2 separate regions of the Homo sapiens genome follow, and region 2 is linked to region 1. The links are chromatin loops, found by intact Hi-C in ENCODE. Cell type or tissue: PC-9. All regions are shown on one strand. Links, peaks and the distances in the headings refer to the core of each region. The heading gives the core; the rest is flanking DNA. Region 1 holds the start of CCN1 (cellular communication network factor 1). Region 2 overlaps COL24A1 (collagen type XXIV alpha 1 chain).

The links. Hi-C counts contacts between places; a loop is a spot of excess contacts. Peaks named below come from ENCODE experiments on the same cell type or tissue, not always from the same donor. Only the 100,000 strongest peaks of a DNase experiment are listed, where the experiment ranks them.
Region 2: a loop joins it to region 1, with 21 times the contacts of the local background. A loop is called at or near these places in 5 of 110 quality-filtered maps.

Annotation. Positions count from the first base shown.
Region 1 is chr1:85,572,077-85,587,293 of GRCh38, reverse strand. It overlaps CCN1 (cellular communication network factor 1), which reads right to left and starts at 6,533. Exons shown (of 5, transcript NM_001554.5): 1 at 6,247-6,533; 2 at 5,716-5,929; 3 at 5,010-5,366; 4 at 4,670-4,878; 5 at 3,344-4,554. The coding sequence starts at 6,309. The coding sequence ends at 4,252. LOC124904208 (a long non-coding RNA gene) reads left to right here and starts at 10,248. Exons shown (of 2, transcript XR_007066201.1): 1 at 10,248-10,268; 2 at 11,390-15,217. It also overlaps a transcript of DDAH1 not described here. RefSeq lists enhancers at 4,875-5,396, 6,663-6,712, 6,443-6,965, 9,365-9,424 and silencers at 5,813-5,862, 5,873-5,922, 5,933-5,992, 6,423-6,552, 9,905-10,184 and 1 more. In PC-9, for the core only: CTCF peaks have their summits at 4,651, 5,895 (motif pointing right), 9,895, 10,095 and 1 weaker place; DNase peaks (open chromatin) are centred at 2,923, 4,773, 6,653, 7,143 and 4 weaker places; H3K4me3 peaks cover 5,968 bases; H3K27ac peaks cover 5,801 bases.
Region 2 is chr1:85,841,737-85,856,953 of GRCh38, reverse strand. COL24A1 (collagen type XXIV alpha 1 chain) reads left to right here. Exons shown (of 60, transcript NM_152890.7): 38 at 7,548-7,601; 39 at 9,182-9,289; 40 at 14,561-14,614; 41 at 14,833-14,886. Among named protein-coding and RNA genes, the nearest start is that of ZNHIT6, 140 kb to the right of the region's middle. In PC-9, for the core only: a CTCF peak has its summit at 6,420; DNase peaks (open chromatin) are centred at 6,523 and 10,053; H3K27ac peaks cover 1,338 bases.

The DNA.
Region 1 (15,217 bases), core at 2,882-10,881:
GAACTATGGGAAGGACTCAGCTGGGCAGCTCATCTCTGATTCACAAGACATCAGCTGGGGTGGCTGAGGCTGGAGGATTCACTTCCAAGATGGTTTCTTCATGGACAGGTGTAATGCCCAAGTGCTCCTGGTCCTTTCTCTTTCTCCACATGGCAACTCATTCTCTAAGGCCTATCCATGTGGCTTCAGCTTCTCACAGTCTGCTGGTCTCAGAGTAGTTGTACTTCTTACATGGAAGCTCATTTCTAAGAGAAAAGATGGAGGAACTCCTAGCCAGTACTGCATGTGGAACTTGTACCACATTGCATTGCTTCCTCCACATTCACAGGTCAAGAGCTCACCCACATCCAAGAGGGTGGAGAAATAGACCCCCCCATTAATGGGGGAGCAACAGAGGCACATTGCAGAAGGGCACATGGAGTGGGAGATATTGCTGCAGCCACCTTTGGAAAATACAATATGCTATAAATGAGGAGGCCATTCTGGTAATTCAGACAAGGGATGATGGTGGTCTCATCTAGAGGTTTGCTCTGGAGATGAGAAAGGGGTAGATTCAGAATATATGAACAGAATATATGGAAACAGCAAAGCAGTAACAAATGCATCTGAGTATTTATTAATTGTAGTTTATAAGATTACATGGATGAATATTGCCCACCACCAATGGAGAAAGTCACAGCTATATCTAATCTATTTGTAGGACAAATGGATCATTGTCATGTTTCAGAATATGCTTTGTTTTAAAGCATCAGTTGTGTAGGGCAAGGAGTTAATGAGGCCTGGATAGGGCTATACAGTGAGGTTAAAGTATGGACCTGTAGACTCTGAGATCCAGGAATTGCTGTGTCCTCTAACCAAGGGTGCTTTAGAAAGTAAAGGGGGGGGAAGGGGTCTAGCCACAATACATTTTCAAACGCTTCATGGAAACAAGTGCATTTGATGACAGAAAGCCTTGAGCAGTTTTCAGTTCACACATGTGGTTACTTGAGGAGATAAAAGTTTTAAGGTATGAGAGCCAATGTACCGAAGTGGGTGTATGAGAAAGGGTTTTTGGGGTGACAAAAATGCTGAAAGCTATTTTCCTACTTTAACATGAGGGAGTGAAACAGAAACTTGCCCAGAGTCACCTAGTGAATTCATGGCAGAGCTGGTGCTAAAAGACATGATTCCATGGGATTCTTTCCACTGTATCACCTGCCATTCTGCCCAGAGCATAGCTTTGCTCTGTACTGTGGTCATACTGAACCACTGCTATTGCTCAACTGACTTTCAAGTAGTGCCAGAAGGCTGCAAGAAGAGGTTGTGAACAAACCAAGTCTGTTCCCTCTGTTGGAAAACATAACTCTAAAATATGCTTTGCTAATTTTGACTCAGTTGCATCTCTTTGTGGAGCAGACAACACATATGTTCATATGAAAAAATAGTCATAGTGAGACTACTTGCTGTGCTGCTCAATGTCCCATAGAGTATTTCTTAAAATTCGTGGAATGCCTAAGATTCTGAGATCACTCTCTCAGTTCTAAAATCTCTACCAAAAAATAGCTCAAGACCACCAGGATCTTTTGGATTGAAAAGCAAGAACAACCCAAGGTCTTTACTGTGCATGGGAAGGTACATATATATTATAATGAATATTTCTATATGTAACTTCTATTTCATATATGCAGATGCATAATTTTTGGTTTGTTTTCTCAATATTTAAAGTGGGCAGAGCTCCATTCTGGATGTAGGTAAAACTTACGTGTTCTAAATATCATAATTTTATTCTCCACTACTTTTAATTTCTTCAGGTTTTTCTATAGCTAAACAAAAGACATAATTTGCTTGTATTCATCTTCTTTATTAATTGAACACACTTATTGTAAATGGAATTGGCACTTTCAATCACCCTCATTATATTTACTAGGATGAAATTAATAACCCAAAGATTCAGTGTTTTCCCATACTAGGTTCTGTTTCACATTTGAGCTTATTTGGACAAATACTACTTCCCTGCACACTGAAAGGATCTGTAAAATATTGCTCCTTGATCTCTGCATAAGAAGCAATTTGTTGGACTCCAGTGTTGGAGAGCAATACTTCAGGGTTGATGCTTGGGAATGTGTAAATCTTGCCTATGGATTTAGATGTCTGTTCAACAAGATTGCACCACAAAAGCCTCACACCTTTATTATGTTTCACACGTTACATTGCACTGACAAGTTTAACTGCATCCACGACTGGGCCAGCTGATGTTTAAATTCTCAAATACCTTAACATTTGAATGTCTCAGGCAAGAAACCTGACTATTCAGAAGGCACAAGCTGTAATATTTCAGGCAAGTCAAAATCAGAAGTGAAGGCTTTTGGCCATAGATTTTACTAGTGCATTTATATTAACCTCTATGCATTTCCATAAGGCTTTAAAACCATTTCTTAGGCAGTATTTTTCTGTGGGTCTTCATTAAAGTATGGATCTTATTTAATCTACTTGGAAAAATCCCTTCAGGATCCCAGGAGCTGTCCTCCTCCATTCCTTTTAAAAGCACTTTCTCTTCTGCCTAAAAACTCAAGTACTCTCTTAACTAAGTGCGGACTGAAATATTTCACTATGGATTTGAACAGGAGCCAACAGTGATGATGAAAGGAAAACTTCTCCCTATAAAAGGTTTATTGTCAGCGCTTTCTAAAGATGAAGATGCTTCTGAAACAGACTACTGACATTTTCACAAACATTGACACAGCCTTCTCAACCTCTCCTAGACCTATGATTTGGGTCCCTTTCTTTTAGGAATGCTCTGGACCTTTGACCTTCTGAATAGCCAACTCTATATAACTGCTCCCTCCCCCATCAATATAACGTATATTATAAAAAGGAAAGGGGGATGGGGTAGCTTGGCCCTCACGCTATTGGAAAAGTAGTTGAAATTCCTTGCATTCCTTTGCATTTAACAGCATGTTTACCTAATCACCGGCTTATTAGGATTAACACAAGTCATGCTTCAAGCTCATTTAGTGAAAACAAACTGACTCCTATAGACTCAGATTTTTCCTCATAACAGCCAAGGGTAAATTTCTAAGTAGTTCTAATTTTTAGGAACGGTATTGGGAAAATATAAAGTTATAAACAAGCAAGTCTTTAGAATACATTAATTATATTCAATCTTGCCCATGGGTCTGGATGTGGGCAGCCTGAGTTATGGACTACCCCTTTTCATTAAAGGGTTTCTCTACTCTACTAAAGTGGCATGCCCACTAACCTGGTGATTAAAATAATAAATTATTATAGCCATCTCACAGAGTGATGGAGACCCTTAGGCTTTATATTCTGATGAACATGAAGCGCTGTTTTCTTAAATCACAAATTTAGCTTCAGAATCTTTATTGTGCTTCATACAATGTCGTGTTCAATACATGTTTTTTAAACATTACTTTATATGCAAAGACTTTTCTCTACTGAAGGTATAAAAGCAATCATTATCTTATTTTAATAGCTTAATTCACTGCTGTATCCCAATAAGTCCTGTTTGAATAATTGAGTACGTGAGCTAGGTTGTTCCTAATGACTTTGGAGCACCTCTAAAAATACCGAATGGCATACACTCAGATATTAGGTAAATATTTCTTTATTAAATGGTTAATTCCATAAATAAAATCTTTTCACTGAATATAAAATTAAAATCATTTACAAATTATTCCAGTATTACATTTCCCCTCCCTCCCCAAAAGCTACATTTTGATAAATAAAACATTCAGTCTTAAAACACCTGATTTCTGTTTGCAGTTTAGAGTGCAGATAGCTGCCTCTCACAGACACTCATGGAGTGTCCCCCTTCAGGAAGGGATGGAATGCCCTCCCATTTACTTTTGTCAAAGGACGAATAAAAGCTTTAAACTGTCCAACTAATCTTATTATCTCTTTTACGACTGTAGAACCCCAAAAGGAAAAAAGCCTAGAGAAAATATGCTTAGCAAATAATTTACAAACAGAAAACAGAAAGTCATCAACTCCACAAGCTCCAAAATGAAGCAGTAACATGTGCTCCAATACTATGAAGCAAAGTATTCTCCAATCGTGGCTGCATTAGTGTCCATCCGCACCAGCACCCTTGGCAGTTTCGAAATACCTTAATGCTCCTCAAGAATGAGCAAGGCTTCCTTTCTACAATGAGTCCCATCACCCACACCACCCCCGCCCATTTTCTCCATGATTCTGATTCTGACACTCTTCTCCCTTGTTTGTCTAGGTGTGCCCTGGAAACCCAGGTAGCATTTAGTCCCTAAATTTGTGAATGTCATTGAACAGCCTGTAGAAGGGAAACGCTGCTTCATTGGCATGCGGGCAGTTGTAGTTGCATTTGCAGGACTGGATCATCATGACGTTCTTGGAAAATGTCTCCCCATCTTCGCAGCGGAACCGCATCTTCACAGTCCTGGTCAGCTGGGGCGTGCAGCATCGGCCGTCCACGCAGGAACCGCAGTACTTGGGCCGGTATTTCTTCACACTCAAACATCCAGCGTAAGTAAACCTGACTGGTTCGGGGGATTTCTTGGTCTTGCTGCATTTCTTGCCCTTCTGTAAGAGAAAGGAGAGAAGGAAAGTTAGGGGTGATATTTCTCTTTCTTCAAAAAGATGTTCACATCCCACCCACCTGCCAGGCAACAGTCTACACGTCCCTGAAGGAACTTACTTTCAGGCTGCTGTACACTGGCTGTCCACAAGGCCGCACCTCACAAATCCGGGTTTCTTTCACAAGGCGGCACTCAGGGTTGTCATTGGTAACTCGTGTGGAGATACCAGTTCCACAGGTCTTTGAGCACTGGGACCATGAAGTTGTTTGAACAATACATTTCTGGCCTTGTAAAGGGTTGTATAGGATGCGAGGCTCCATTCCAAAAACTAGAGACATATAAGAGGGAAGACTTCTCAGAGGCATACCGACACAAACAGGCTCAAGCACTCATTTCTACAAAGATTTAGACCAGAAATGCATCTCAGTACAGTGTCTGAAGTGCTCAGTCTCCACTTACCAGGGAGCCGCTTCAGTGAGCTGCCTTTTCCAACTGCAATCAATTCATTGTTTCTCGTCAACTCCACCTCGGAGGCATCGAATCCCAGCTCCTTGCCAAGGAGGCCGTCCTGGTCCTCCATGGGGTCCTTGATACTATCCTCGTCACAGACCCACTCCTCGCAGCACTGCCCGGTAACTTTGACCAGCCGAGGGTTGGGACAGCCCAAGTTGGGGAGAGATAGTTCTTGGGGACACAGAGGAATGCAGCCCACGGCGCCATCAATACATGTGCACTGATGTTTACAGTTGGGCTGGAAACTTTCCCCGTTTTGGTAGATTCTGGAGTTATATTCACAGGGTCTGCCCTCTGACTGAGCTGCAAAGATCACCAAAAGAGAAAGGTAGAAGGGGATAAAGTTAAGATTCCAAACCACCGCCTGAAACTCATACATATTTTCTGCTGTTAAATTCAATTTATGGTAAAGTTCCCTACAATTCCCCGGAGACTCCAGACCAGAACAATAAGTTAGTCAGGAATCACTTTTCCGTATGCGCTTTCGTTGGGCCCAGACACACTGAATTGCATTCCAGACTGCTGAAATCATGTGCCTTTCTGCCAAGCTACCAACAACAAAGCATCACCATACATGGTCTCAGAATTACTAAACTTCTGGACTATGGGGACTAGTATTTTTTTTAAAGGGGCCAAACCACAAGCATCTTACCTCTGCAGATCCCCTTCAGAGCGGTGGAGCTGGCGCCGAAGTTGCATTCCAGCCCCTTGGTGTGGTCGCAGGGCTGCGTTTTGCTGCAGTCCTCGTTGAGCTGCTTGGCGCAGACCTTACAGCAGCCGCAGCCGTCCCGGACCAGCCCGACTCCCGGCGCGCACTTGGGCGCCTCCAGGGGGCAGTGGCAGGCAGCGGGGCAGGTGGAGAGCGCCTGGAAGGGGGAGAAGATACGCGTGAGACTCGGCGCGGTGCGCAGGAGGGGCGCCGCGGCTGCCGCAGTGAGGGACGGGGGTCTCCGACCCTATCGACGGGGAGCCTCTGATCTCGTCCAGCCCGGCCACCTCGGAAGGCTGCTCCCACCAAGAGGTCCCGACACGTCTTCGGGGGGAGGGGGAGAGTGCTTAAAGAAACGGCTACCCGCAAACGATCGCGAACTTTTTAACTTTTCCTGCCGTGGGCAATCTGGGACCAGGGGAAGGGGCTGGAGAGCGGACGGGGAATAGGTGGCAAAAGGAGAGTCCAACTCACCAGCCTGGTCAAGTGGAGAAGGGTGACGACTAAGGCGAGCGCCCTGGCGATGCGGGAGCTCATTGTGGCGCGCAGGAGTAGCCCGGGGCGAGCGCGGCGACGAAGACGCCAACAAGCTGGTGTGCAGCGGACAGGCCGTGCGCAGCGGGGTCGGGGTGGCGGCGCGGTGGGCCCGGTGGGCAGGGAGGCGAGGGCTGGGCGGCGGGCGGGCGTCTTTCGCTCGAGGTCCCGGCGGAGAAGGCGCGGAGGGCGCGGGCGCTGCTCGGGGGCGCTCTCGCTCGCGGTCTGCCCAGGCGCCCCGGAGCCCGCCTTTTATACGGGCCGGCGGAGGCGCCGCGTGTTGCAGTGACGTCGGCTCTGTCTGCGCGTTCCAGAATTCTCAAACATCTCAGGAATGCTGGTTGGCGCGGGCTGCTGCCAAGCGCCTCCCCTGGCTCCATTGCACCTTTGTGTGTGTGTGTGTGTGTGTGTGTGTGTGTGTGTGTGTGTGTGTGTGTGTGTGTCTGTGTGTGTGTCTGTCTCCCAGACCCGTCAAGAAAACAGTTCGGGGGGTGTGTGTGTGTGTGTGTGTGTGTGTGTGTGTGTCCCAGACCCGTCAAGAAAACAGTTCGTTTTTTCCACCTTAAATTACGACTTATGTTGGGAAGGGTTCTTTGGGGCGTGATGGTGGTGATGGTAGTTGGAGGGTCGTGAGGGGCGAGGGGGGCCAGTTCAGAACTTTGCCTGGACTGGGTGGGTGGGAGGACCTGAGAGGGAGGAACAAAAGTCGTTTTGTTTGGTGATGCGAGTTGACCGGGCAGCCACTGAAGCCCTCACCCGGGAAGGCAGTGAGCTGTTTGCTTTTTTACAGCGAAGGTGAGAGGCAAGTTATCTGTTGAAAGAGTAGAACGGGGAAGAGGAGTGTGTCTCTGAGTCAGGAATATTTGTGGACTTCAAAGAGGCGTGTTCGGAACAAGTCCCAAAGCTTTGGCATGATGTTTATTAGCAAAGTTCAGTGAATTGCAAATTAATACCCACAGTGGCATTTATGAATGAAAAGGCGGGGGGGGGGTGGGGCGGGGGGAAACTTGCCCATCGTCTGGCAAATTCCCAGGCAGAGGTCTCCCCCACTCCTCCAGCCCTTCCCTCTTTTGGGTATGTTGTACTTGTTTGTTTTTGGAGGTTCCCACTTTAGTTCCAGCCCACTGCCTGGGTTGGAAGTCCGAGAGGAAACGAACGCGGGGAGTTCTCCGGGAGGCTGACTTATACTTCCTCACGGATGCAGGAGACGGGGTAAGCCCTTCCCGCCTCCCTCCGCGGGCAGGAGGCTATGCTAACCAAGCAGCCAGCCAGAAGTGCAGGAGACCACCGTGGAGTGGCCTGAAATCATCACCTGCAAAGACCGCAAGGCCAAACCAGATTCCAGGACCATTGTGCCCTATGAATCTCTGGGAAAAGCAGACTCCTTCAAGCTGGACATTTTGTGGGGTTTTTAACTCCTTTCCTAGGGACCACTGGAAGCCTCCCATTTTAAATGAATTGCAATGCCCTTCTCTCCAAGTACAGAAAAGAGATTTAGGATGTAATATTTTGCAGTAAAAATGTCAGCAGATTTTAAGATCCCGTTCTACTTGCAACACACTCAGTAGAAGACCCCACCACAAGACAATTTACTTGAACATCACCAATACCATTAGTGTGATTGATAAACTTTCCCTGCAAGTTTCAAAAACTTTTTGCATAATTTTAATAAAAATTATCATGTAAGACTCATATGCTCTAGGATAACTACTTATCCTTTTTAATGTTTAAGGCTATTCAGACTTCATAATTTAGCAGTCTTGCTTGAAAAGGCCCTTAGTGCTAATGCTGACTTTCCTGATAAGCACAATGAGAATCTGTCAGGATGAAAACACACTCCAGTGAAGAGAATTCTTGCAGGAAGGAGTTCAGTTTCATTCATTCCAAAGTGCCCTTTCATAAATGGAAGCAGCATTTGCTAGAGGGAGTGGGATCTCTAAAGCTCTGTTAGAGGGTTAGGGGTGGGAGACTTTTCAAGACAATGGATTGTCAGGTGTTATGCAAATACAGTGAGGAAAGTGTGGGCCCAACACGTACACAGGTTAATACATCAATTATTATTTACAAAACACTGTTTTTCCTGCCTTATCATTTCATTATTGTTTCCTTCTTAATGAAGTGACGGGGGGCGGGAGGGGGGAGGAGGGGTGCAGGGACAGTACTGGTTGAACTAGAGAGAGAATGGAGAGGAGGGTTCCTGGCTTCTGTTGTGGCGTCTTTTCTATTTGACTTCATGGTTGTAAGTATTTCCAGATGGTGAATCAGACACCAGACGTAACAATATTTCCATATTTGGGTATAGCAGTAGCCTGCGTTTTTAACATTTTTCTGCCTCTGTTATCCAACCACAAAGCATTCTTGACAGCTTCAAATGTTGTTAAATATAGATTTAACTTCTCTTCCCAGAGCAGGAAATTCTTTGGAATTCCTTGTTTTTCACGCAATCTGTCCATCATGATTTAAAATAAAAGCACAGTGGATCATCCAACTGGCCGTATATACCTTAATTGGAGGTTGGGGATGGGGGACGGCAGAGATCCAGTCTGCCGCACTGCGTTCAAACACACGCCATTCCAGAGATTCCTTTAAAATCACATTAAAGTTTTTTTAACAAGGGTGTGTGGGTTTGTTTCTGGACTTCAACTGGGGAATCTTGAGGATGAGTTTGCCCCAGAAGAGAAATTTAGAGAACCTTACCGTCAGCTGCCCATTTAAAGCAGGGGGTGTGTTGTGGGATGGGGGTGGGAAGCTGGAGCAACAGGGCCAGGAGGTGTGGGAGCGGGAGACACTAGAGTAACCTATGTGCACAGCCTCTCCATATACCATGTGCTGTTGCGCCTGCTAGTAATCGACGACATTAGGCAAGAGAAACAGCGGCTCCTCAAGTCCTGCCCAAAGACCGTCCAGAAACCCCAGCCTCCCGTCGCCTTCTCGCCGCCTCCGCTGGGAGCCGCAGATCAGTCCAAGTTGACGGACAGGAGGCGAAATGTGCAAATGTTTATGGGTAAGTGTTGCTTCGGGTGCTAATTCTGTATGGCTCTTTTGCTAGTTTCTCCTTCACCCTCCCCATACGGGTGCCCCAGGAGGAAATAACGGACTGCCTTGTTTCCTTGGGCTGCCTTGGATTGCAATCCACGGAGAAGGGGCTACTTGTCTTCTGCAGCTCCTGGCTTCGGGCTGAGAGATGGGGACGTCTCTCAACCGCTGCTGCCAGGGAATTTTAGGTTACCTAATGAAGGGCTCACTGTCTGGCGGCAACCGAGAATAATAACGGTAAATCTGGCGACTCCAGTTTCCTAGCCCTAGGAAGGCTCTCAGACTAGCGTGCATCCGAGTCGCCTGGAGGGCTAGTTAATGAATGGTTCTCTGGGTTCCCACCCCAGAGTTTCTGATTAGTTACATTTCTAACAAGTCCCCAGGTGATGTTGATGCTGCTGGTCCGGAGATCACACCCTGAGCACCACTGCCCTGGACGACCGGAGTGCCTGTAGTAGGGGTGTGTGTGTGTGTCTTCATAGATCCTCGGCTGCACACCCAACCTCACAACTCCACTCTTCAAAGCCACCTTAATGAACAGAACTTAATGGTGTCTGCAAAAGACCGGCTTTAAGGTGGCGCCCCCGTACCATCCCATTTCTCTCCTCTACCATTTCCCCGCCCCCATCCCCTTGGCTTGACAGCCAGGAGAGCCCCAGGAAGCCAGGATCCTGGTGGCTGCGGCAGGAACTGGGTGGCCGACGCGCGGAGAGGGCGGTCGGCTCCGGGACCCCTGCGGAGGGAGCGGAGAGGGTCCGCACCGCGAGAGGGTGCGGGACGCGAGGCATCCGGACGCGCCTGCCCGGCTGCTACCGCCGCCCCCTGCCGGCCACCCCGCCCGCGCGCCCACAGTCACCGCGGTTGCCAAGAATCGAGGTTTCCGGCGGCGCGCGGCGCAGGACGTTTCCAGCCCCGGCCCATATTTGGTGAAAGTCTTTCAAGACTCCGTCATCTAGCTTCGGGGGGCGGTGGCGGTGGCGGTGGCGGCGGCGGCGGCTGTCCTGCGACCCGGCCTGGCAGGCTTGCGGCCGCCGCGTTCCTGAAAAGTGCGCCGCGGCGGCCCGCGCCCAGGCCTCCCTCCGCGCGGGACCCCGGAGCGTTGCGGGCGGCGGGGTAGACCCGGGCAGTTTGGCCCCAGTCCTCACCCCTCTGAGGGCCGAAGTCCGCCCTGCGCTGCGTGGGAGGCTGGCGCGGAGGGCGCCGCGGCCCAGTTGTGTCACTTTTCCCGTCCGCCCCCCTGTTGACTAGTCCTCCCAGCGGGGCAGCGAGTTGCCGTGCTGTGCCAGACGTAGAGGGTGCGTCCGGCGCAAGGGTGTGGGGCTGTGTGTGTATGTGTGTGTGTGGGCGGGGGGATGTTCGGAGGATGGCGTTTGCGTGGACACCAAGCGCACCCGAGAGCGGGACGTGTAGCCAGCTCTGGGGAAAAGCCCCGAAGGGCCTGGATTCCATTATCCCCAGAAGGGACACATGGTAAAGCTGGCTCTCGGTTTCTCCTGGCCTCCCACGACCCCTTCCCCTCTTCCTCCTCGAGAAGTTCCGCGTGTGGGGAGCCCTGGATAGGAAGTCCTGGCTCTGCCATCAGTAGGCTGTGGCCTTGGGGACGCTGCTCATCCTCTCGGGACCTTGCCTGCTTCTCAGTAAATTGGGAAAGGAGGCAGCAAGTAGTAAAGCCAGAGCAGCTCCTTTCAGGGCCAAATCTCATGTCATCCCCTCTAATAAATTAGTCAGAAATTAACACATTATATAGGGTTCACATAGGTTGGGCATCATTTTAAATGCCTTCTATATATTGATTTGTTTAATTCTCAGATGCCCCATTGAAGCAGGTCATCTTGGTAACACCATTTTCTTTTTTTTTTCTTTTTTTTTAAATTTTATTTATTTATTTTTATTATACTTTAAGTTTTAGGGTACATGTGCACAACGTGCAGGTTTGTTACATATGTATACATGTGCCATGTTAGTGTGCTGCACCCATTAACTCATCATTTAACATTAGGTATATCTCCTAATGCTATCCCTCCCCTCTCCCCTGACCCCACAACAGGCCCCAGTGTGTGATGTTCCCTTTCCTGAGTAACACCATTTTCTATCTAAATGAAGAAATGGAGGCATGGAAGGTAAGTGACTAGCCAAGGTCACTCACCTAGCCAGCAGCGAAACTGGATTTGGGCCCAGATCATAAGGTCTCACACTTAACTACTGTGCTATACTGCCTACTCTCTATCTCTTACCTCAGACATTCAGGCCCATCCTCTTCTCCTGGAAATTTACCTTTATTTAACTCTATCACAGCTTACCCAAATAGTCTAGGTGAAATGCATCAGATATAAAAAATAGTTGATAAATTACCTGAAGCTGTGCTAACCCCTGAGAATTGCGTAATGTACTGGCTCTTAGGAAGGAGGGAGAAAAGGAGTGTTGTATTTTAACAGAAAAGGTCTTAATGCAGATACATATATAGAGTGGTCTTTAAGCACCTTGGCAGGCTGGTGGGGAAGATGTTTAGGACCTCTGGGGTTCTTTTGACACCTCATAAGCCACATTGTTCAGGCAATCCCTACTTCTGGAATAAGGCTTGGCCTGGTAGGAGTTGAATTTGTCATTGAGATAAAGGTTTCAGCATCACTTACTTGATGGTTCATCAGTCTGGGTGTTCACTGTGGACCCAGTCTGTTTTTGTTGTTGGTTTTGTTTTGTTTTGTTTTGTTTTGTTTTTTTGTAACATGGTCTGGTTCTGTCACCCAGGCTAGAGTGCAGTGGCATGATCTAGGCTCACCATAGCCTTGACCTCCTGGGCTCAAGCCATCCACCCGCCTTAGCCTCCTGAGTAGCTGGGACTACAGGCTCATGCCACCACACCCAGCTAATTTTTGTAGAGATGGGGTCTCCCCATGTTGCTCAGGCTGGTTTTAAACTCCTGGGCTCAAGCGATCTGCCCATCTCGGCCTCCCCAAGTGCTGAGATTGCAGGTGTGAGCCACTGCACCAGGCTCCCCGTCTGTTTTTAACCCGTTTTCTCCCCAACTATGTTATAATTAATTACATATATATATATATAGAGAGAGAGAGAGAGATGGGTTTTCACCATGTTGGCCAGGCTGGTCTCGAATTTCTGGCCTCAAGTGATCCACCCGCCTCGGCCTCCCAAAGTGCTGGGATTACAGGCATGAGCCATAGCGCCTGGACTAATTACCCATATATTTGAGGACAATGTATTTACCCTTCCCTGAATCCCAGATTTATTCAGAGCTTGTGATGTGTCATGGCATAGTGCTAGGTACTGGTGACATGAGAAAGAGGATTTTAATATTGAACGTCCCCCGCAGGACTGTAAGGCATATTGCAGAAGTGGGTACATAAATGCTGTGTGGATACTTCACTGCCTGAGAGGAGTTAGGGGGAACGACTAATCTGGGGCTGAAAGGATGAACAGGAGTTTGATAGCAGGGCAGGACATTTGAGAGGAAGGGAACAAGGCCTTGACTGGGCATAACAATCAGTCTGATGCACTGGACCATAGGATTCCTTCTGAAAACTGGCAAGAGATGTCAGTTGGGACCATCTGCGAATGGCCTTGCTGTCATGGCATTGGAACTTTGCAGAGTGAGCCATGTGAGCTTTTTGCCTAGGTTTCCTTGTCTATAAGATAACAGGATTCTCCTAGCTCAGAGGACACACACTCAAGTGCCTGCAGGATTCAGCCAGGTAACACCATGCCATGACTCAGGATTAGTGCTGGCTGATATTTGGCCTTGGCCTTGGGAACCATGGGGACACTGGAACCATCTATGAGAGGCTGAATGGTTACTAGGTGAAAATGTAGGTTCACTGTTTGCATATTTTCTCATTTTAAAAAGAGATACTAGAGATCTGAATTTTTATGTGAAGTCTTCAAAATTTTAAAATGTTGGCAATTAATTACAATGTTAAAATGCCATCTAGACTAATCCTTGGAAAACCCAAGAAGACAATGTCTGTGGGTGCCATTTGTGATCTCTGGACTGAATATCTCTAAGAATCTGTCTTGCTCCAGCATTCTATAACTCCCAGCCACCTGTGAAATTGTAGGGAACAGCACCCTGGGCTCCATTTAATTGTCAAGTTGACTAGACTTTATTTTGTTTAAGAGTCAGGGCTGCTACTTACCTCTTGGTTGTAGGAATTTATAACCTATTAAGAAAATTGGAATTGGCTTTTTACAAATTTTCTACTTCATCCACTCTCCAGCCACTACTCTGTCTCCCTCCTTCCTGTCCCCCTGAATTGATGATGTAAGCAGCTGGCATTGCCTTGGCAATATGATAGGAAACACTTTTTTAGGGCATCCATATCCCGTGGGAACTCTTATCTGTTTATTTTCTCCACTTGGCATCTATCCACAGGAAGCCAGCATTCCTAACTCCCTTACCTTACAGAACTTCTTGTTTTGTGATAACACAGAAACATTTTATTGGAAAGGACTGGAAGGCACCTCTCCCACCACACCCTGCAATCCATCTTCTAGAGATGATTGAGCAATATGAAATATAATAATTGTAAGTCATTATCAAATGGCTTGGCTCCAGATTGAGAGAATCAGCAATTAACCTCTGCCTTTCGTGTTTTATTTCTGGAGATACCTGTCTCTTAACCAACCACTAACATCACACGTAGCACATCCAGAATTTAGAAAGGATTTGCTCTGGGCACAGTAGATGAGCACACAGATTCTACAGAGAGATTGAAGTGATTTATTTGTGACAAATTTTTGCAAGTCTTGGGGATTGAGTGTAAGGGAGTATTCAAGCAGTTGGACTTACTATGTGAAAGAAGACATAAGACATATTTACTGCTCAGCCTGATGCCTGGCACATAGTAAGTGCTTAATTACAATTATTCCTACTGCCAAGCACCATCATTATCTTTACTTTCACTGCAATTAACATAGAATGAGCTAGTCTTATTCTCTAGAGAATACTTTCTATTCTTTAGAACTCTAGTTATAAAATCAATAAAATTCTTTGGTATATGGTATATAGATGATATGATTAAAAGGATCCATCCAGCCAGGTATTCTGGCTGCACTGAGACACCAGTGACTATCTAAAAAACCACTCAAATGGGCTTACCTCTCATGGCACTGGGACTTTGCCTACAGGCAGTGGTGAGCCATGTGATGTTTTGCTTTGGTTTCCTCATCTATGAGATGATAGGATTGCACCAGCTCAGGAGTGGTACACTCAAGTGCCCCAGGAATCAGAGAGGTAAAAAATGCCATGCCTGAGCGTTAGTGCCGGCTGACACTTGGCCTTAGCACTTGGGAGACATAGGAATAGTTGGAAGCATCTATGGGGCCTGGGCTTTGCCTCCCATTGGCTAAATGGTTAGTATACACAATCTCATCAGATCTTTATAAACAACTCTGTAGGATGAATATTTTATTTCCATTAAAAAGATGAGAAAATTGAAGCTTTGCTAGATGTCAGTAATTGGTGCAAGGGGGCAGGGTTGTTAAGGTAGAGCAGAATACCTGTTTCAAAGACCATTCCTTTCGGGGAGAGCATGGTATTTGTCCTTCATGAAATCTGCCTTAAAGTTCAGGAAGTTGCCTGCAACTTCTTGACTTCCCCTTAACAACTGACTGTGAATCTGTCACTTAAATATTGTTCTAAATGTGTCTTTAGCTTGTGTTTTCAGTAACTGTGGCCCACAGTTTCTTAATGAGAGTCTGATAATAAACAAGTTAAACAATGAAAAAGGGTTCTCTCCTTAGGGCCCTTGCCTGAGCTTGTTTCTATTTCCTCTGGGAGGAAAAAAGAAAGAGATGTGTCAGAACAGAGGTGGAACTTCTCAGAGATTGAGAGATCCGTCTACTGTAACTTAGTCATCACCAT
Region 2 (15,217 bases), core at 2,788-10,787, 270 kb before region 1:
TATCATCTAGTAAAAGCCTTATGGTAATACATGGAAAGTGTCTTCTCTATCACAGGACAGCTTTGTGTGCTAGGTGCTCCAGACTCAACTCATGAAATGTTAAAAGTTGGAAACAAGGAAAACAGAAAAATATTATTTTAAGGCATTCAGCCTTTGGGCGTACAGACACCTGAGGCTGAACAGGCAAACTCCTCATATTCAAAGAGGCAAGAAAGAAAACCATTTTACTAATTTTCAAATTTTGCCTTATTACAGTGGAGGTGGGGAAGAGTAGGAGGAAAGCAGTTTAGGGTTAGGAGGAGGGATTTAGAGACTTTGGTTTTGGACGCGTAAAGTTTAACATACCAAATACAAATGCAAAGAGCTATCATTAGGTAGGGTAATCAGAAAGTCAGTGATGGAGTGAGAACAGGTGATATAATTAGGGAATCATTAGAATACAAATTTCTCAAAACTATACCATTAAATGGAAATTAATCAGTCTGCTCCTGAAAGACTTTTGGGTAAACAATGAAATTAAAGCAGAAATCAAGAAATTCTTTGAAACTAATGAAAACAGTGATACAACATACAAGAATCTCTGGGATACAGCTAAAGCAGTGTTAAGAGGGAAGTTTATAGCACTAAATACCTACCTACATTAAAAAGTTAGAAAAATATCTAATTAACAGCATAACATCACACCTAGAGGAACTAGAAAAACAGGAGCAAAACAAACCCAAAAGCTGAAATAACCAAAATCAAAGCTGAACTGAACAAAATGGAGATGAGAATAAAACATACAAAAGGTCAACAAAACCAAAACTTCATTTATTGAAAGAATAAATAAGATTTATAGACCATTAGCTAGACTAATAAAGAAAAACAGGCAGGGAGATGATCCAAATAAACACATTCAGAAATGACAAAGGGGATGTTACCATCAATACCACGGAAATACAAAAAACCCTCAGAGACTATTATGAACACCTCTCTGCACACAAACCAGAAAACCTAGAAGAAATTCATAAATTCCTGGAAACATACAACCTCCCAAGATTGAACCAGGAAGAAACTGAAACCCTGAGCAGACCAATAATGAGTTCTGAAATTGAATCAGTGACTTAGAAACCTACCAACCAGAAAAGCCCAGGACCAGATTGACAGCCATAATCTACCAGAGCTATAAAGAAGAGCTGGTACCAATCCTACTGAAACCATTCCAAAAAATTGAATAGGAGGGATTCCTCCCTTATTCATTGCATGAGGCCAGCATCATTCTGATATACAACAACAAAAAAAGAAGACTTCAGGTCAATATCCCTGTTGAACATAGATGCAAGAATCGATAACAAAATACTAGCAAACTGAATTTAGCAGCACATCAAAAAGCTAATCCATCATGATCAAGTAGGCTTTATTCCTGGGATGCAAGATTGGTTCAACATATGTAAATCAATAAATGTGATCCATCACATAAATATAACTAAAAACAAAAAACACATGATCATCTCAATAGGTACAGAAAAAGCTTTCAATAAAATTCAACGTGCCTCAATGTTAACCCTCAACAAACTTGACATTGAAAGTACATACCTCAAAATAATAACTGTCATCTATGACAAACCCACAGCCAATGTTATACCTAATAGGCAAAAGCTGGAAGCATTCCCCTTGAGAGATGGAACTCTCACCACTCCTACTTAATATAGTACTGGAACTCTCAGTCACAGCAGTCAGACAAAAGAAAGAAATAAAAGGCATCCAAATAGGAAAAGAGGAAGTCAAACTCTTTTTGCAGATTATATGATTCTGTACCTAGAAAACCCTATAGTCTCTGTTCAAAGGCTCCTAGATCTGATAAACAACTTCAGCAAAGTTTCAGAATACAAAATCAACGTACAAAAATTAATAGCATTTCTATACACCAATAACATCCCAGCTGAGAAACAAATCAAGAGTTTAATGCCACTCATAATAGCCACAAAAAGAATAAAATACCTAGGAATATTTGGGAGGCCGAGGCAGGTGGAACACGCTGTCAAGAGATCAAGACCATCCCGGCCAACATGGTGAAACCCCTTCTCTACTAAAAATACAAAAATTAGCTGAGCGTGGTGGTGCACACCTGTAGTCCCAGCTACTCAGGAGGCTGAGGCGGGAGAATCGCTTGAACCCAGGAGGTGAGGTTGCAGTGAGCTGTGATCACACCACTACACTCCAGCCTGGTGACAGAGCGAGACTTTATCTCAAAAAAAAAAAACAAAAACCTAGGAATACAGTAACCAGGGAGGTGAAAGATCTCTACAATTAGAATTACAAGACACTGCTGAAAGAAATCAGAGGCAACACAAACAAATGTAAAAACCTTCTATGCTCATGGATAGGAAGAATCAATATTGGTAAAATGGCCATACTTCTCAAAAGCAATTTAAAGACTCAATGCCAGTCCTATCAGATTACCAAGAACGTTTTTCACAGCATTAGCAAAAGCCATTCTAAAATTCTTATGGAATCAAAAAAGAGCCCAAGTAGCCAAAGTAATCCTAAGCAAGAAGAATAGAGCTGGAGGCATCACAAGTACCTGACTTCAAACTATACTACAAGGCTACAGTAACTAAAACAATATTGTACTGGTACAAAAACAGTTACACAGACCAATGAAACAGGTTAGAGAACCGAGAAATAAAGCCACACAACTACAGCTATCTGACCTTTGACAAAGCCGATAATAACAAGCAATGGGGAAAGTTTACCCTATTCAGTAGATGGTGCTGGGATAACTGGCTAGCCATATGCAGAAGATTGAAGCTGGACCCCTACCTTTTACCACATGCAAAAATCAATTTAAGATGGATTAAATGCTTAAATATAAAACCTAAAACTATAAAAACCTTAGAAGAGAACTTAGGGAATACTATTCTGGACATCAGCCCTTGCAAAGACTTCATGACAAAGATTCCAAAAGCAATTGCATCAAAAACAAAACTTGACAAATGAACCTAATTAAACTAAAGAGTTTCTGCACAGCAAAAGAAACTGTCAAAAGAGTAAACAGACAACCTAAGAACAGGAGATAGTTTTTGCAAATTATGCATCCAACAAAGGTCTAATATCCAGAATCTATAAAGAACTTAAATCAATAAGCAAAAAACAAACAAACCCATTAAAAATGGGTAAAGGACTTGAACATACACTTCTCAAAAAAAGACATACATTTGGCCATCAAGTAGATGAAAAAATGCTCAATGTTGCTAATCATTAGAGAAATGCAAATCAAAACCACAATGAGATACCATCTCATACCAGTCAGAATGGCTTTTATTAAAAAGTCAAAAAATAACATGCTGGTGAAGTTGCAGAGAAAAGTGAACACTTATACACTGCTAGTGGGAATGTAAATTAGCTCAGCCACTGTGGAAAATAGTCTGGAGATTTCTCAAAGAACTTTAAAAGAACTACCATTCAACCCAGCAGTCCCATTACTGGGTATATACCCAAAGGAATATAAACTGTTCTACCATAAAGATGCATGCGCATTTATCTTCAGCGCAGCACCATTCACAATAGCAAAGACATGGAATCAGCCTAGATCTCCATCAACAGTGGACTGGATAAAAAAAAAAGTGGTATGTATACACCATGGAATCCTATGCAGCCATAGAAAAAGAACAAGATCATGTCCTTAACCAGCAACATGGATGCAGCTGGAGGCCATTATCCTAAGCAAATTAATGTGGGAACAGAAAACCAAATACCACATGTTCTCTTTAAGTTGGAGCTAAACCTTGAGTACACATGGACACAAAGAAAGGAACAATTAACATCAGGACCTACTTGAGAGTGAAGGGTGGGAGGAGGGTGAGGACTGAAAAACTGCCTATCAGATATTATGCCAATTACCTAGGTGACAAAATTATCTGTACACCAAATCCATGTGACACATAATTTATCCACATAACAAACCTGCACATGTACCCCTTGAACCTAAAATAAAAGTTAGATAGAAAAAATAAAACATAATACTGTGGTTACTGTGGCATGCGCCTGTACTTCCAGTAACTCGAGAGGCTGAGGTGAGTGGATTGCTTGATCCTAGGAGTTCAAGTCCCGCCTGGGCAACATAGCAAGACAATGTCTCTAAATAAATAAATAAAAGTAATATACAAAAATAGGTTCCATTCTTTTTCACCAGCAATGAGCAGTTAGATATTTTTAAATGCAATTTCCAACACAATTAGCCACAAAATTAAGTACCTAGCAATACATCTAAACAAAATATTTGTAAAAATGGTGTGGAAAATTTTTGCAATTAAAGAAATTATAATCATTTATTAAAGAACTAAATAAATGGACAGTTATTTTATATTCATGATAGGAAAACTCAATATTATAAAATTATCAATCTTCTCCTATATTAATGAATACACTTAATACAATTTCAACCAAAATCCCAATGGGATTTTTAATAAAACTTGATTGATAAAAAGTGATTTAAAAATTTGTGTGGAAAACCAAAGGGCCAATATTAAGACAACTTTAAAGAATAAGTTGTGCAGAGGTGGGATGGTTGTGGAGGAGGTGGAAGAGAGAATCTGACCTATCTGATATAACTTATTATTGAAGCTAGAGTAATTAAGTTAGTTAGTGCCATACTCATTCACAAATAAACAAACAGACCAATGGAAATTGAAGATAATGTAGAATCAGATATAAGTATATTTTGAAACTTGATTTTTGATAAATTGATTATGCACTACAGATCTATAAGGAAATGAACAATTTAATAAATGATACCAGTACAATTGGTTATCCAAATGAAAAAAAAAATACTCTCCCTCACACAAATGCGCACGTGCGCGCACACACACAAACACACACCCCGCAAAATTACATTCCAATTGATTAAAGGCTTAACTGTTAAAATCAAAATCTTAAAACTCTTGGGAGAACATTTAAGATAATATTTTATGACCTTATAAGGAAAGGGGAAGCAGTAAAGATTTCTTAAAACAAAGCACTAAAAGAAACAGAAAGAAAATATTAATGACTTTGACTGCATTAAAATTGCAAACTTGTGTTAGTCCAAAGTCGTAATAAACAAGGTGAGAAAATAAGATACAAGCTGGGAGAAGAGATTTGTGATATATGGAATGAACAAAATATAAGTATGTATAAAAACATATACATGTAACTAAATAAGACAGCCCAGTAGAATAACGGGCACAAGATAGGAACCAGAAATTCACATAGAGATATAGATGTCCGATAACTTTATGAGTAGCTATACGTTTTTCCATAATAACCAATAACATAAATTGAAATGATAACATCATTCTGCACCCATTTTAAGTCTCATACGATCAAGCATTATAGGAAATATGAAGTAAGTGGAACTCTTAAACATTGCCATTGAGGATGTAAATTGGCAAAATCACTTTGGAGAACAATTTGACAATATCTGATATGCTTGAAGATGCATGTATCCTACAACCCAGCAATTCAATTCCAGGGTACATACCCTATAAAAACTCTTGACATGAGCACATAGAGACAAGTACAGAGTGTTTATTCCAGCATTGTCTGTAATAGCAAAAGAAAGCCACCAAAACATTAACCAACGGGAAAAATACTTAAGTTGTGGTTTGATAATAACATGGAATCCTGTAGCATTTTTTTAAGTAAATGAATTAAAGACACAGTAATTTCAAAACAAAAATGTGTTAAAAAGAAGTTTCAGGAGAACACATAAAGTATGATACTGCTTTTTAAAAATTTTTAAAGATACAAAATACATATTACTTGGGGATACAAATGGAGTAAAATTATTAAGAAATGTGTAGGAACAATAAAATTCAAGACAATGATTGCACCTGAGTAGGGAAAAAGGGTGATGAGTTTGGATAAGTATATGTTTAATGTGGGGCTTCAATTATATGTATATATATATGTAGATATATATATATATATATACACACACACACACACATAGACATACACATATATTGGTTCTATTTCTTAAAGTAGATGTAGGTAAACGGGCTTTCATTGTACCTTTTAACATCTTTACATGTACTTAAATATTGTGTAATACACTTTTAATAAACAGCAGAAGTTAATAACGACTAGCATATTTTGAGCTCTTCATCATAAGTCTAGTCCTTTCTAAAGTTTACATGCATTCTCTTATTTGCTCTTAGTCTTTGAAGATGTTCTTTTATACCTCTTTTATTTAACAGGAATCTGAGGCCTTTAGAAATTAAATAATCTACCTACGGCTGTATAGGTAGGTGTTAGGTGCCAGAGCCAGAATATGAAATGGGAGCAGTCTGACTTTTAAAAGCTCACACCTTTAATCTCTATGAAGATTAATCAGCCTCTTTTTGAAAGGCCTCATTAACTTCAAAGAAGTCCTCAGGTTAGTGCAACTACCATTTCTACCTCTGGATGCAGCTATAACTACAGCAATAGAGCACAACAGCTTTGGCCTCTAAATTCAGTGATTTTCTGAGGCTAGAAGAGCATTTTCTCAGGAGCATAGGGTATGAGTCATTTCCTTAGGTATCTGTTTATTCGTTCAACAAATATTTATCTAGAGCCTACATAGCACAGTGGTAAACCACAAGTTATTTCTTGTCTACATCATTTTTGCAATTTGCCAAGCTTTTGGGACACAAATTTGAGATTTCTATTTTCATTTCCAGCGAATGCAGGGAATGTTGTGATTAATTATTAGCCATTTTAGAACTTGCAACCTGGCTTACTGTGGAACTCACTTAAGCCTAACCATTGTTTACCTGAAAATTCATATAGTGCCCCACTTTTACTTAAAAAAAAGTGTATATTGAAAACTTTTAATATACTTTTAGCTACACAAAGGACAAATTGAAATGAAAATATTATTTTTAAGTTTTATATGATTACCTCCTTTTTCTCTCTGTATTTCCTTCTTTTTTTCCCACAGATCAACGAATATCTCTTTAACTCTTTCTACTCCAGTGAGATTTTGAGATTTTCTTTGACCACGTACTAGACACATTGAAATTTTCCTTGACCATGTACTAGATGTATTTTATACTCTGTACTTTCTTTCATATGTGTGTGGAGACTTCATTGGATAGGCAGAAGTCCTGTACTTTCCACAAGATGCTGAGCTCCCAGTAGCTGATAGAAATGCTGAGATGGATGCCTTTGGGTTTATACTTTTTTATTTTAGTTAAACGTGTTTTACAGCCTGTGACGTAGAAGGCATGGGTTAACTTTAATTACATTCTCTCTAATTAAAATGGGTATACTGAATCTAAGTAATGTTCCACCTAGAATAATGAACAGTGTAATTAAGACTCTCTTGGCCAGTTTGTGCATGTGAACTTTATAGCTAATAACAGCTACACCTCTAAGTCATTGTGACCTCTTTTTAAATGATACAAACCTAATAATGTGAAAATTAACCCTCATTTTTACTTCTCGTCCAATCCAATCCAGTGATTATCTGATAGAAGTATTCAAATACTCCATCTCATCTTTTCTTTAACCATTTATTTCCTTTTTTATATTGAATATTTTAGGGACCTGAAGGAATTGTGGGAATTCCAGGGCAAAGAGGTCGTCCAGGAAAAAAGGTAATTTTTTACATCTTCTTATGCAGGTTTTCTTTCTTCTGATGTGCCCAGAACTCCATAGACTGCTGTAATGTTTTTAATTTGGACTAGATAGTAAAGTAGTAAAGAATTATAAATGTTGCTTTAAAAGATACATTTATATAAATTAATATTTAATTTCAGTTAGGAGTACTTATTATCGTGATTATTTGAAGGCAAATTTTCCATTTTGTAGTTTGTAAAAAATCTTGGCTTTTCCTTCTTTCTCTTGTTTGCCAAAAATTCTTTTAGTAGACCATGGGCAAGAAGAAAGATAAAAGGAAAATACTATACCATTTGTGCTTTTCAATGACAACTTTAGTAAAGTATTTGAGGGAAGAGAATGTAACTATAATTATTTGTTGTCAATGTGTTTTTCTAAGTTGGTTTTATTTTTTCCATATATGAAGAACTACAAATCAAGAATATTTTTATTTGCTTACTTTATATTTTACTAAAAATATTTTACTAAAATCAACATTCATAGTGAGACAGTGCAAGTCTTTGTATAATAACAACCTGCACCCCTGGAAAAATAAAATAAAGCCTCTTAGCTGTTATGAATCCCAAAAATTTCCTGTCCAACTGTGTTCACAGTAGTTTTTCTTTGTATCTTCTTGTTTATCAATAATAGAACAGGTTGGTTCTCACTTAGGAAAATGAAGAATAACACAATGTTGTTTAAGAACAGCTATATTTTGGTGCTAAAGAAAGGTCAGTTTGTTGGCTGGGCGCAGTGGCTCACACCTGTAATCCCAGCACTTTGGGAGGCCGAGGTGGGCGGATCGCTTGAAGTCAGGAGATCGAAACCAGCCTGGCCAACATGGTGAAACCCTGTCTCTGCTAAAACTACAAAAATTAACTGGACGTGTTGATGGGTGCCTGTAATCCCAGCTACTTGGGAGGCTGAGGCAGGAGAATCGCTTGAATCCAGGAGGCAGAGGTTGCAGTGAACTGAGATCTTGCCACTGCATTCCAGCCTAGGTGATATAGTGAGACTTGGTCTCAAAAAAAACAACAACAAAAAAGAAAGGTCAGTGTGTCTAATAGAAAACAGAAGATAATTAGTTTTCTGAAAGATGTAAAGTGATGTAAAAATGTTGCAGATTTTTCAAGGCATACTCCAAGCCAATGAGTGATGATCCTGAATGTACAGAACTGCACACTGGAGCTCTTTTTGTATTGAACAGACCTTGTTGCATTGAAATTCTCTATAGAAACAGACTTTCCAAAGAGCTTATGATTTCTTATAGTAACAACACATACATGCATACTTACATACATATATAGCAAAATTCAAAAGTAAAAAACGGTTATTTGGATTCAACATGAGCACCAGATGCCCCCTGCTTGTTTGGTCAAAATTTTTATTTTATCTTTTTCCAAAATTACTTTTATTTTTAAAATAACTTATATAGTGATGGTATGTTATTGTTGTTAATAGTGATCTGTAATACTGTTAACCAGATAATCCTCAGGAGCTATTCAGGAATATGATATAGTTAATTAATCTAAGTATAAATTTTTTTCTTGCTTTTCTCTCTTAATAATGTCATCCACAGGGTGATAAAGGACAAATAGGACCCACAGGAGAAGTTGGAAGCAGAGGTCCTCCTGGAAAAATTGGGAAAAGTGGTCCTAAGGGTGCCAGAGGAACTAGAGGTGCTGTGGTCAGTATTTGACTTGCTTCCAGAATTGAGTCACTGTGGATGGGAAAGAAACGTATCCATGCCCTTAAAGTTTCATCCCTTGATTAGCTTTACAGACAAAGCAATAGTTCCATTGAAAATAATCTACCTCCATGGGATGTGGAGAATTGTAAGCATTCCACAGTACTTAAACGGCTTAGTGGTTTCTGGACATGAAAAAGGAAAGAGAAAAAAATGAAAATGGAAATAAAATATGAAATGAGGTTTTAAAAAGTAAGATTATAACTCCTAACCAAACTAGGAAATTTTATATGGCCAGCACTTAAAATTGGGATTTAGTATCTGTATAAAACTATGCTGTCATGGTTGACAAATTGCTTTGAAAATTAGGTTTACTTGAAATGGATTTTCTTTCTCTGGTTGGAAACAAACCTGCTTTATTTGGATATTATTTTTCTAACCAATTGTGATAAATCTAACATCTAATTTTATCTTTCATCTTTCTCAGGAACTTTGCATGATGTTAGGAACAAGTGTAGCATGATACTTATGAACTCTTATATTAGGAAAATTATATTGCGAATGTATTTAGACCTGTTCTGAAAGTCAGCATGAAAGAGATGCAAAATATTTAAAAGATTATCTAATTGAGTCTTCTGTTTCATAGGCTTTTTTACAAAATGCATGCGTATTTCCATTTAGTGTAGTCTCCATTTAAATGTCACAAGTGCTAGACTTTTCACTAAGGCTTTTTAGAGATCATTGCATAATCCATTTGTTGTCTGAGGAAAGTTTGCCTCAGGCTTATTTTCGGTATTCTATTCCTTACTGGGATCTAGGCCTTTCTTACTTTCTTTCATTTAAATTACTAGCATTTCTCTGTCTTTGACCTGTATACAAAAACATTTTATAATGTTATTAATTTTTTAATTTGACACGTTCCCAACCTACCTTCCCAAGAGGTTTCATCAAATTTGCACTCCCACCATCAACATTTCATATTACTTCTTTTGATGTTTGCCAATCTGATAAGTGAGAATGTGTATTGCATTTTTTCTATTTACACTTTCCCAATTGCACTTTTTTCTTATGGAAGTTGCCTGTTCATATATACTGCACATTAGATTGTTGCCTTTTTCTTATTGATTTGCAATCACTCCTTATATGCTTAAAATATTAATATATTTTTGTTAAATATGTTACAAAATATATTACAAATGCTTTTCTTTCTGCAATTTATCTTTTAATTTTGTATATCTTTTGCTGTATAGATCATTTTAATTTTTATATAGTCAAACTTGTCAGTCTTTTCCCTTTCAGTTTCTGTGTTTATTTTATTAGAAATGCCTCCCCTACCTAAAGTATATAAGAATATTCTTCCATATTCTTCTAATACTTTTATAACTTTATTTTTACCTTAACTCTTTAAGATGTATGGAGGTTTTTGGTTTTTTTGTGGGTATTTTTTTATATAAGGTGTAGAAGACTAAGTTTATTTTTTCCAAACTTATAGACAGTTGTTCCAATTCTATTTATTGAGTGGTCAGTCTGTTTTCTGCTTTTCTGAAATGCTTCCCTTACCATAAACTGAATTCTCAAATATTCATTAGTCTGTTTTTCTTCTACTTTATTCTCTGAATCTAGTAGTCTATTTCTGGGTCAATACCACACTATTTTACTTACTATACTATTGTGATACCTTCTGTTAGGGCAAATACTTCATAATTCATTTTACAAAAAAGTTTGACTCTTGCTATGATTTCCTCTTTCATGTGAACTTTCAATTTCCTTCAATGCTGAATCTTTCTATAAACACCATATGTCTTTTTATTTACTCAAATCTGCTTACATATTCATCAATAAAATATTTCCCTTATCTCTGTTCTTTAATCTTTCTTGTTAAGTTTATTCTTAGTATTTTTGTTTTTTTGTTTTGCTTTGCTTTTGAGTTTTATTCTCAGTGTTAATATAATCCTTTTTCTGTTACATCAACTTAGTGGTGCTGTTGGTGCTATTATATTTTGATCTTATATCCACTTTAACGAATGTAGATGATTCTCATAGGGATTCTTCAGGTAAATAATATTGCCTCCCCTTATTTGCTTCTCTGAATTACTACATTGATTAGAACTTCTACTATAGCAGTGAATAGAAGTCATGATGAAGAAAACCTTGTCTTGTGGGCCTGTCTTTAGTGAAAATGCTTCTAATGCTTATAATATCAAGTGTTGTTTACAGTTGTTTTTTAGATATACCATTTATTTGTTTAAAGAAATTTATTTTCATTCTTAAATGAGAGTTTTGACCAAGAGTAGATGTTGAATTTTATCAAATCCTTTTACAACATTTTTTTAGATAATCCCATAGTAGATGTTGAATTTTATCAAATCCTTTTACAACATTTGTTTAGATAAACCCATGCTTTCTCTCCTTTGTTTGTAAATATAAGAAAATTCCTTCATAGATTTCCAAAAGTTGAATCAACCATGAGTTCCTAGGATAAATCTTACTTAGGTTTAATTATATTATTATTTTAATGCAAATAGATTTCATTTTTTAACATTTTATTTAAGAGTTTTATTTTAGCTTATTGAATGTAGTTTACCTTAAGAGTTTTGCATTTGTATTTGTAAGCAAAGTAGGCCTATTTCTTCATTCCATCGTTCTTCATTCCATCCTTTTTTAATGTATGCTATCATTGATTGGATTTAGGCATAAGTGTTAAGCAAGTCATATAAAATGGGTTGGTAAATTTTTCATATTTTTCTGTGCTCTGTAACAGTATGGAACATAGATATTGTGTCTGTTCTCCAAAGGTTTTATAAAACTTGCTATTAAAACAATCTGAGCCAAATGTTATTTTATTAGCAGTAGATCTTTGGCTTTCTTTTCAAATTTTGTATCTTCTGGAATAAATTTTTGAAATTTTTTCTCAAAAAGTATCAATTTCAACTAGATTTTCATATTTAGTAAGTGAAACTTGAAATGACTATTTTCTTATAATTAATTTTTTTTCCTTTGGTTATGTTCTTCTTGTTTCTAATGTTGTTTTATCGTGTTTACTCTTTGCGGTGATCAGATTTGCCAAATATTTTGCTCTTTTATTAGTCAGTTCAAAGTGTCTACTTTGTTTTTCACTCAACTTTTTAAAATGGTTTTCTGATTCACTAATTTCTGCTTCAGTATTAATCTCTTCTTGAATTAAATGTCTGGCCCATTTATTTTATTTATTTAATAAATGCATTATGAAGCTACCTGTTCCCTTTTGAGTGCCACTTTGGCCATATTCCCGTATTTTTATGTTTGTGTTTTTACCATCATTTACTTATAAATAGCTTGCAATTTCAGAGTTTATTTTCTCCTGAACAAGAGTTATCTTAAAGGATCTTTCTTTTTAAGTAGATTTTTAATTTTTATTGCTCATTTTTAATTACATTGCATTATAGCCAGAGGATGTGACCTATATGATTTCTGCTTTGAGGAAATTTACTAAAATTTTCTTTGAGGACTACTATATTCAAATTTTGTCAAAAGATTCCTTTTTCTCTTTTCTTTTCTTTCTTTCTTTCTTTTCCTTTTTTGGGGCTAATAAACAGTCCTAAGTATTTCTGTTAAATCAAGTTGTTAGCTAAGCTACTTAAATCCTTATAGCTTTCTTACTGTTTTTTTTCTTGCTATTTGAGTCATTGATTTCTGAAAACAGATTTTGAGATCTGTTCATCACATTTTCTCCCCACTTATTTTTGGGAGGTTACATATTTTGCATATATATTTTAGGTACATTAAGGTTCATTTTTTCTTTTATGAATTGCATATTTTATTTCTTGTTATGTTGGCTCTAGAGTCACTTGAGTCAGCAGCAGCCTTTAGCATTGCCTGCTTTTGGGGCAACAGTTTCCACACGCATTCACTTATCTTCTAGGCAAATGCAATCATCAGTTACCCAGCACAAGTAGAATAGGAATACCTGACTCCTTTCCCCAGTTAGTCACCTGAACCTATCCTGCCCCTTCAATGTCTTGATTTCAGCATTTGAAATTTCCTTGAGACTACTTGCACATCTGCAATGATTTTTTTCTTTGCATATTTTCAGCCCTAATTTTCTGTCTCAAATTACAAAATTTTGGTCCACTGATGATGTTTACTTATTTTCCAGTGTTGTTATTACAAATAAATACCTTTCTTTTCTCTCTCTCTTTTTTGTTGGATGAGACTATTGAAGCAAGCATATGTCATTCAGCCATCTTGAGCTAATGAATACTGAGTAGTTACATTCTATTCTAGATTATTCACCTAGGTAATGGCTGAATTCTTATTGATGTTTTAAAATTAATTTTGTGCAATTCCTTTTTTAGACTGAAACTTGTTCTTATCTGGATGAGTCTAAATTTACTAATCAATGGTTAATAGTTGCAATGTGAACATTTTTAGAGCTGGGAATTTAAAGAAATCATCAAATATAGTGAAGCACTATGATTAAATGGGAAATACTATATATGCAGAATCAAGAGACTTAGTTCTAGTATGACATTTGGCAAGTCACATACCTATTCTGTGCCTTAATTTTCCCATCTTCTATTTGTTTTGAGACTCAAATAGGAGAGTCAATATGGAATCTTTTTGCTAATATGAAATATAGGACTTTTTCAGGTTTTTTTTGTTTGTTTGTTTGTTTTACTTTTTCAATTGTCTGAGCAATCTATTCAGTAGGCTAAGGGCATTTGCTGATTAGTCTTTGGCTTACATGGTTTCACCATCTATAAAATATTGATAATAAGAGTAATCATAGGGTAACTATTACATGTAAGTTGTCAACCATTTCCCTTTTAATAACTTTGACCAGGACTAAAACCATATTCATCATAGCATCTGAAACTAACAATGAGTATGGAGTTCTGGATCCCGTAGTGACAATGTCAAAAACTCTCAGGTTGCACTCTCTAATATTCAGTGACCCACATCTGGCACAAACTTTGACAGATGTAAACCACATTTCCAATAATTCGTTAGGGAGCAGCAGGATTCTGACAACTGAAAGTATTTTTTTTAATATGATTAAGGATATTTATATCAGAAGTAAACCAAAAAGACATTTGTTGCAGAACTTTTTGTGTTTCAGAAAAAAAAATAGACAAAAGTTGGGGGGTTATTTTTTGCTTTCCTATTTCAAACTAGGTAAATTTCAACCATGAAAAATCTAAAGGTAACAATTTAAACAATAGGAGTAGAAGTCTAATGATTTAAACAATTCTTTACTTTCTCTCTCTCACTAATATTTACTTTGTTTTTCAGGGACATTTAGGATTGATGGGACCTGATGGAGAACCAGGAATTCCAGGGTACAGGGTAAGTATTTATAATTGAAAAAATATATTCACATGAAAACATTTTTATTAAAGATGATATCCCAAATATTCAAATTAAGATGAAATCTCTCTGATAAACCTTTCTAACATATTTAGGTCTCATCCTCCTAGACAGTGAATCCTATTTTTCCTTTCAGAATAATGCAATATCTAATATCTAGGTAGAGCATGTATAAATGTCTACTTGTCCTTTCGTAGGGCCATCAGGGCCAACCAGGACCCTCTGGATTGCCAGGACCTAAAGGAGAAAAGGTTTGTGTATATATTGGCTTTTTAATCTTAAAGTTAAACATTGAGTTCATGAATTATTCCTGAAAGACTGCATGGAAAAATTTTCAAGGAATAAAAGAAGCACTTTTAAAGTTGAAAATTTTACTAATTCTGGAAGAAAAAAATAAATATCAAGGAGCTAAAATTTAAATAAATTATTAAAATATCTTCCATGGGTTGTTTCAAGACTGAGCTGAAATAATATATGTGAAAATATTTGTAGAGCTTTGTAAGAGTAAAATTAATTATTTAAAGAAATTGTAAGGCTCTAGATTAAATGATTAATTATAGTACATTTATATTAAAGTCTTTG